Linked DNA regions of Homo sapiens: region 1 is linked to region 2. The links are chromatin contacts, found by Hi-C or POLR2A ChIA-PET in ENCODE. All regions are on one chromosome and are shown on one strand. Each heading gives the region's core, a stretch centred on a gene start or an enhancer-like site at or near the end of the contact. The rest is flanking DNA. Distances are from core to core; before and after follow the strand shown. Region 1 overlaps PITPNA (phosphatidylinositol transfer protein alpha). Region 2 holds the start of RILP (Rab interacting lysosomal protein).

Region 1 (3,397 bases), core at 628-3,127, 94 kb before region 2:
ATTCCTGCTTCCCACATGAGATATTACAGATTCCTGCCCCACAGTCTGTGCCGGCTGGGTGCACCCTCTGTGTTGGCACTTACTACATGGCAAAAACCTAGTTTTCCTTTATTTGGGTCACATGCCACCCTATCAAGTCACCAGTCAACATGATTGGCCTCCTCTGACCCTGTCAGGATGGGCCAATGACCTAGGCAGTGCCCAGACTTAGCCCTTCCGCCTTCTTCTCTGAGAAGCTGTCCAGAGGAGAAAACAAGGTGAAAAGAAAATGAACAGCAACATTTGAGGCAGGAAATTATGTCTACACCAACGGATGTGTCTTTCCTACCGCTGCCGGTGCTAATCAGGCATGGCTGCTTAGGGAGTATGAGAAAAAGGAAAAAAGCTATGGGATTACCCAACATGCTGGGGGGTGGAGGGGGACAAAGGGTTTCCTCGAGCTCTATGCCCAACTCCTGGCACCCCCGGGGGGAAGACAAGGGTGTTTCTCTATTTTTTTTTTTTTTTTTTTTTTTTTTTAGACAGAGATCGCACAGTGGTGCGATCTCAGGTCACTGCAACCTCCGCCTCCTGGGTTCAAGTGATTCTCCTGCCTCCTGCCTCCTGCCTCAGCCTCCGAAGTAGCTGGGATTACAGGGACTGGGTTTTTCTCTCTTTGAGATTAAAACAGAAAGGATGTATCTCTAGGCAACTGCTACTTAAATCACTGCCTCCAACAGCAAGGACAGAGGCAGCTTCCAGAGCTGCTTCGCCTCAAACTTAGAAACCTGCTCTACCAGGCAGCTTCCTAAGCACTGCAGGGAAATTTCTGGGCAAAATCTGGAAAGTGAAGCAGAGGACGAGGACAATTCACTGCTCACCACAAGGCTGAAAGAGCCCTAACTTTCAAAGCAAAATCCCAGAACAAAATGCCATGAAAAGGGGCAGCAATCGAGGCTCAGTGAAATCCATACAGAGGAACATATGGGTGAAAGCCAGTCACCTTGACCTTGCTAATCCTAAGCTGCATCAGTGCTGCCTCAATGCCCCCCTGGAGCCCCAAGCTGTCCCTGTGCCTCTCCAAGTCCACCACCCAGCTAGGCACACATGAAAACCCGTCAGGTGGGTCAGGGCTTGGCTGAGCCAGGGGTGCCTAAGAAGGAGCAGTAACTCCGTTTCAGAGAAGAGCCGTAAGAACATCTAACCACTGACTCAGCAATCCTAAAGGACAGGCTGGGGAGAGGGCCTGGTGGAGGGGGCGAGGTTCCCAGCTAGTGGTACCACTTGGGAAGGGGGACCCCAGGCAGAGACTAATCGCCTTCATTTGGTTTCTCTTCAGCTGCAGGAATCAGAGGGCAGGTTCTAAGAGGATCAGCCTGTTGGCTGGCATCTTCCCCCTTCAATCTCTCTTGATATTCTGATCCTTTAATCCCAATGAGACAAGTGAAGGCAGTTTTGTTAATCTAAAGGGGTAAGCAAGACTGGCCTGCACAAGCTACAAGTGAAGGGCGCTTTTCACGTTAGAGTTCCTTTTGGCACAGCTGCTCTGCCCCCTGGGAAAGCAGCCAGACTCGGATGGGGCAGAGATAGGAGTGGGAGGGTCAGATCATTAAATCAGATTTAAAAAACTCCAACAGGACTGGGAATCTAGCCTCCTCAGACCTGCGATGATGTTCCTTGCTCTTGAGATCTGTTCACCTATCCCAGAGAACTAAGACATTCAACTAAGAAAAACAGACTCCACAACTTTGGCAATCTGGGAGGGGGAGCCCAGTGGGTGGGCCTGAAATACTGACATGAAACACGTCATAAACAACAGTACAGCTTTGGTCCCACCAACATGGCCCTGTCAGGCTGGGTACCAGAGGGGGACTGGTGCCGTGAATCTCTGGAAACAAGAAGTGAAGCAGCCCGGCCGACCTGTGCCAGGAAGCACTGGTGGACACACCCCGTCAAACAGCCAGGGCTTTCTCGCTCTGCTGCACAACGCCCAGACACTCAGGGTTAGACCAAAGGCTCTGGCCACCCAGAAGCTAATTCTGCCCCCAAAATATTGATGCAGGCCATCGGAATGATTACAAAGGCATGACCTTCTCTTTCCCTTTCTTCACTTTCCCCTAAATCAGAAAACTGCAAAGGCCTCAAGTCATGGCCTCCAATTTAGGAAGTGAATCCACCAGTCACAAGATGCTGAGCTGTTCCCATAGAAACTGTTAAGTCAGGATGGGGATGGGGTTACTGACAAAGACTCTGAGAAGGTTGATCATGAATTGTTTCTTCTTCGGCCTTCCCCTCCAAGATTTTTCTAATTCTCTGAAACTAAGTTCCGCTTCGACCCTACCCAGGCCACGTGGTACTTTCTTGTCAATGGTTTCTTGCTGAGAACGGGCTGACCACTGCCAGGCAGACAGGTGAATCCTGATCAGCACTCACTTCCCAAGCTTCTGCTTAGACTTCAGGCTCTGATTACTCAACTCCGCCCCACCACTTCCTCAATGCTGCAGAAAAACCATCACAAGTGAACACCCGCCAACTGTGGATGCTCTCAAGGTGGAAGTTCCCCTTTCCTTCCAGTCTTGGCCCCACCATAAGCCATCAGTGTCTGGCCCTTCAGCCTTACTCCAAGAACAGCCCCAGGTGCTCCAGGACAGGCTGGCCCTCCTTGGTCTGCAGCACTTCTCAGAGACACTCTCGCCCTTCGTTCCATCAAGAAACTCCCTATCAAAGGATCCATTTCACCCCTAATCACCACACTAAGGAAATCCCGAGTTCCTGGGGCACATCTTCCTAACGATCGGGGTGGGATCATCCTGTACAGCAGAGAGGACGTCACTGGACACCTCCCCAAGAGCTGAGTTTGAGGGCAAGGGACGCGCTGGGCTTTCCTGCTTGGCCTTCTGGTTTGGAAAATCATCGCTTGCTATTTTCAATAAAGACAGCACAGGCTGGGTGAAGTGGTTGACATCTGTAATCCCAGCACTCTGGGAGGCTGAGGCAGGAGGACTACTTGAGGCAAGACCAGCGTGGACAACAGAGTGAGACCCTATCTCCACTATTTAAAATAAATATTATAAAATAAAAAAAATAAAGACAGCATGGCCAAAGCAGGTGGGTTAACAAGACCCTTCCAAGCCAACACCTGTCAGCCCAGGCACCTGGTTCTCAGGCCCCAGGTACATCCCCAGTGCCTACAGGGATTAGAGCCATCTACCCAGCCATTCCCTCATTCTCCCTGGTTCCCAGGTTCCCCAGTCTCGTTTCTCTTTTCTGCCCTTCCCAGAACCCCAAGATCACGGTCAAGGCCCACCTCTGGCCCCCTCCCCAGGTCCCCACAGCTCTTATCAGATATGTAGCCCACCCCTGGAGGCAGTCCTCTAAAGGGCCAGTGTCTGCCCACCCCTCTCGGGGGCCAACAAGC
Region 2 (3,494 bases), core at 995-3,494:
AGGGCGCAGGCTGGACAGCGGCCATGGGACACAGCCAGAGCAGGTCAGCAGGCCCTAGAAGCGGCCAGGCTAGGGAGGCTCAAGGGGTGACCGGGTTGGGGTGACAGCCTCAGTCTGAGACAATGGGCTCAGAGGGTGACCAGGCTGGGTCATCAGGCTCAGCAGAATGAGGGAGGGAGGCCTGGCTCCGTGGGAATGCAGGCAGGGACCTACCTGCTCTCTGCTTCCTCTGGTGTCCCTAACATCTTGGCCTTGATCTTCTTCCGCTGCTTCCGGACAGCCACCTTCATGGCCTCGAGCAGAAGGCCGGGGACCCGGTGGTCTGTGAGCAGCTCCCTAAAGAAAAGGGGCAGGGAGGGAGAAAGCCCTGGTGATGCCAGCCATGGGGATGCCAGCAGTGGAGATGCCAGCCGCAGTCCTCACTCCTGGTACCTGTGCACGCAGCTCTTCCCTGAACACGGGAAGCGCTCTGCCTTGCTGACACCCTCAGACCTTAAATTAGGTGGCCCCGTGGCCCCCTCCTAGGAGAGATTCCCTGGCTGCTGCAGCTGCAACCCTTTGTACTGTCCCTCTCCCCTGTCTGGATGACATTGCAGGAGGGCAAGGGCTGTACAATTCATGTCCTCCCAGTTCCCAGCGCAGGCCTGGCACATGTCACTGTGGACATGTCAATGACTGGAGAATGAGGTGGGGTGATCGGAGGCCCCCCGGCTTCCCAGCGTCCTCACCGCTGGAAGTAGGCCAGTTCCTCCTTGAGCAGGAACACTTTGGCTTTGAGTTCATTCCGCTCCTGAAGGATCTGCTCAAACTCCTCCCGACTGAAGCGGCACTGCCCTGCCTCCGAGGGGCGCCCGAGCTGCTGCGCGGCCTCCGCCTTTGGAAGGACAGGCACAGTCAGAGGGTCGCCTCGGCTGGCGTTCCCCCGCCCCAGGGCCATCATGGGAATGCTAGAGGAAGTGACGGGCCGGGAGACTTGGGGGACAAGGGTGCCCTAACAGATAACAGAGCAGTGCTCCAGCTGAGAGCGGGGGCCGAGGCCGGCCGGGGGCGCAGATCTGTCTGCCACCTCCCCGCTTCCTGGCCGACCTGCTGTGCAGCATGCAAACCTTGCTTGAGTGCCCACCGAGGGCTGGACGCTGCGTCCTGGGCTGGGTCCTTGCCCTCATACGGCACTCACCGGGTCCTCAGGGTTCCCTGGGGCGCCTGCGCCGGCGGTCGCCCATTCGGGCTCCTGTCCGTGCTGGTGCCCGGGCCGCCCGGCCTGCCCCCGCGCTCGCTCTTTAGCCTGCGGAGTCGCGGCTTCGCCAGGCTGCTGGCGCTCCCTCTCGCGGTCCTGCGCGGCGCGCAGCTGGGTCTGCATGGCCGCCAGCTTGTGCCGCAGCTCAGCGTTCACCAGCAGGAGGCGCTGCAGCTGCTCCTGCAACTGGGAGCGGAGCAAAGGGTGGGGTGGGCGGGGCACCGAGGGCCCCCCGGAGCCCCGCCCAGCGCCTGCCTCGCTCCGCCCCCGCCCCCGGAGCCCCGCCCAGCGCCTGCCACGCTCCGCCCCCGCCCCGCCCCAGAGCCCCGCCCCGCCCTCACCGCCTCGGTCTCCTGGCCGCGCTGCCGCAGGTCGCGGTTGTGCGCCCGGAGTTCGTCCCGCTGTCGGTCCGTGACCTCCTTGAGCTGCCGCAGCAGCGCGCGCTCCTCTGAGGAAGGGGCGTTCTTAGCGGCGGCGGCGCGCGGCCCGCGGGAGGGAGGGGAGGACCCGAGCAGGTCGTCACCCGCCCTGCCCTGGCCGGGGCTGCGCTTACCCTGTGGCCCCGCGCGCAGCTCCCTGCGGAGGCGCTCGTTCTCCTCCCGCAGCCGCCGCAGCTCCTGCTCCGCCGGCTGCGCCGACACCTGCAGCTGGGGAGACCCGGGTCTCAGGCTTCGGCCCTGCCGGCCCCGTGGGTGGCGAAGGGAGGGCCATGACTCACCGAGTCCGGGGCGGGCCCCACGGCAGCCTGTTCCAAGAGCTCCAGCGCCCGCACCACTAGCGGCACCAGCCCGGCCGCCGCCTCCGGCCCGAAACGGCGCGCCAGATCCTGCAGCTCAGTGCCCAGGGCCCCGGCTAGATGGTACACAAGCTCCGCGGCCGATGCCGACCCCGCGGCCTCCCGAGACCCCCAGCCAGGCACCCCGGGCGCCGCCCTCCTGGGCTCCATGTCTCCCAGAGGCTTAGGGCTGCGACCCCCCCACCCCACCCTCCACTGGGACGGGGAAAAGCGAAACAGTTCCGCCCCAGGAAGCCGTTTAGGGCGGTGTGGGCGGGGTAGAAGCGATAAGGGTAGGGAGGAACGAGGAAGGGAGAAGGCGTGGGGTAGGGAGATAGTGCCCTAGGTCGCCTGGGCTCTGTCCTTTCCACCCCCAAGGTCACAGGAAACAAGACAGCCAACTTCCAGCCAGGCGTCCAAGAGCTGAGGTTCAGGGCTGCAAGTGGTCACTTGAGTGGAGCCCTCCCCACAGGCCCAATCCAGGCTCCGCCCGTTTGGAGTCATGGGGCCAACTTGGCAGTGGCCCGCTCCAGGCGAGAGGTGACAGGTAGGCAGCCGGTCTCTGGCCTCCGCCCGGCTGTACACAAACTGCCTGCCTGTGTGCTTGTTTTCCTGACCAGGACTGACACAGAAAGCTTAAAGGGCTGGGCTGGACACCGCAGCCGCTCAGCACAAGCCACAGAGTTCCTAGACCCGGGAAAGGGCAACTGCTCCCAAAACTGTGGAAAGGAGGCGAGAGCTTCCAAGTAGTTTTGTGGAAAAAGCAGCAAATGTGGTCAAGGCAGCGGAGTGTGAAAGCCCAGCCCTGCCTCAGGTCTCCACTGAGTCCAGGGGCTATCTACCCCAAAGCCCTGAATAGGAAGGGGGCCTCATACTCCCCCCTTCACAGCCGAGCCCAGCATCTTGCTGTGAACCGCTCCAGTCCAGCCTCCTGTTAGACCTAAATCCAGAATTTGAGTTTGGGGGGGAAAAAAAAAACAAACCAGCCCCTGAACTCCTATTTATACAAAATTTATTATTATATTTTATTCAGGATGACAAGCCATCAGGAGGTCAACAACACAAGCACAGACAGAGGGAAAGAGGCCAAACTGCTGAATGTCAGCGGCCTGTCTGGAGGGGCTGAGGCTTCGGCCTCGGGAGGCTGAAGCAGGAGGCAGGGAAACGGTCAGGCATACAGGTCCTCCCGATCCGCAGAGTAAACCTCCCCCTCCTGCAGGAGAGCAAAGTTGAGGAAGTGAGAGGGCCTGTGCACCTCGTGGTAGAACTCTTTGGGGTTCGCCAGCTGTAGCTCATATTTCATGTTGGGGTCATGCCGAACACCTTCGGGGAGAAGGAAACAGCCAATGTTAACAGGGCTCCTGCCTCATGCAGCCTGCGCCACCTCCAAGCCAGCCAGGCCCCAAGTGCAAAGGGCGATGGCCTCACCTTATCCCTACTGCTATCCCCACATCCCCAGGCTCCTCCCACTTACCCATGAAG

Evidence for each region. Hi-C counts contacts between places; a loop is a spot of excess contacts on that map. ChIA-PET counts read pairs that join two places held with the same protein, here RNA polymerase II (POLR2A). Pooled maps may share reads with other maps.
Region 1: a loop to region 2 is called in a pooled map, with 3 times the contacts of the local background. The contact joins the enhancer-like site here to the promoter of RILP in region 2. A Hi-C loop is called at or near these places in 5 of 168 maps with a recorded cell type or tissue (CD8-positive, alpha-beta T cell, Caco-2, PC-9 and 2 more), 13 of 37 single-sample maps with no recorded cell type and 15 of 50 pooled maps. POLR2A ChIA-PET finds 5 or more read pairs at or near these places in 18 of 52 experiments (A549, B cell, CD4-positive, alpha-beta T cell and 14 more).

The regions. Positions count from the first base shown.
Region 1 is chr17:1,553,899-1,557,295 of GRCh38, forward strand. The region is part of intron 2 of PITPNA (phosphatidylinositol transfer protein alpha); the gene reads right to left. Among named protein-coding and RNA genes, the nearest start is that of PITPNA, 7.2 kb to the right of the region's middle. RefSeq lists an enhancer at 1,918-1,987 and a silencer at 2,404-2,604. Within about 2 kb of position 1,878, at least 7 of the 41 ENCODE cell types and tissues checked have a DNase peak (open chromatin) inside an H3K27ac peak, as active enhancers do; they include B cell and GM12878, where a contact is called at or near this core.
Region 2 is chr17:1,647,622-1,651,115 of GRCh38, forward strand. It overlaps RILP (Rab interacting lysosomal protein), which reads right to left and starts at 2,245. Exons shown (of 8, transcript NM_031430.3): 1 at 1,956-2,245; 2 at 1,791-1,884; 3 at 1,579-1,685; 4 at 1,178-1,423; 5 at 729-874; 6 at 214-336. The coding sequence starts at 2,183. PRPF8 (pre-mRNA processing factor 8) reads right to left here. Exons shown (of 43, transcript NM_006445.4): 42 at 3,487-3,494; 43 at 3,008-3,335. The coding sequence ends at 3,181. RefSeq lists a silencer at 1,554-1,848 and an enhancer at 3,482-3,494.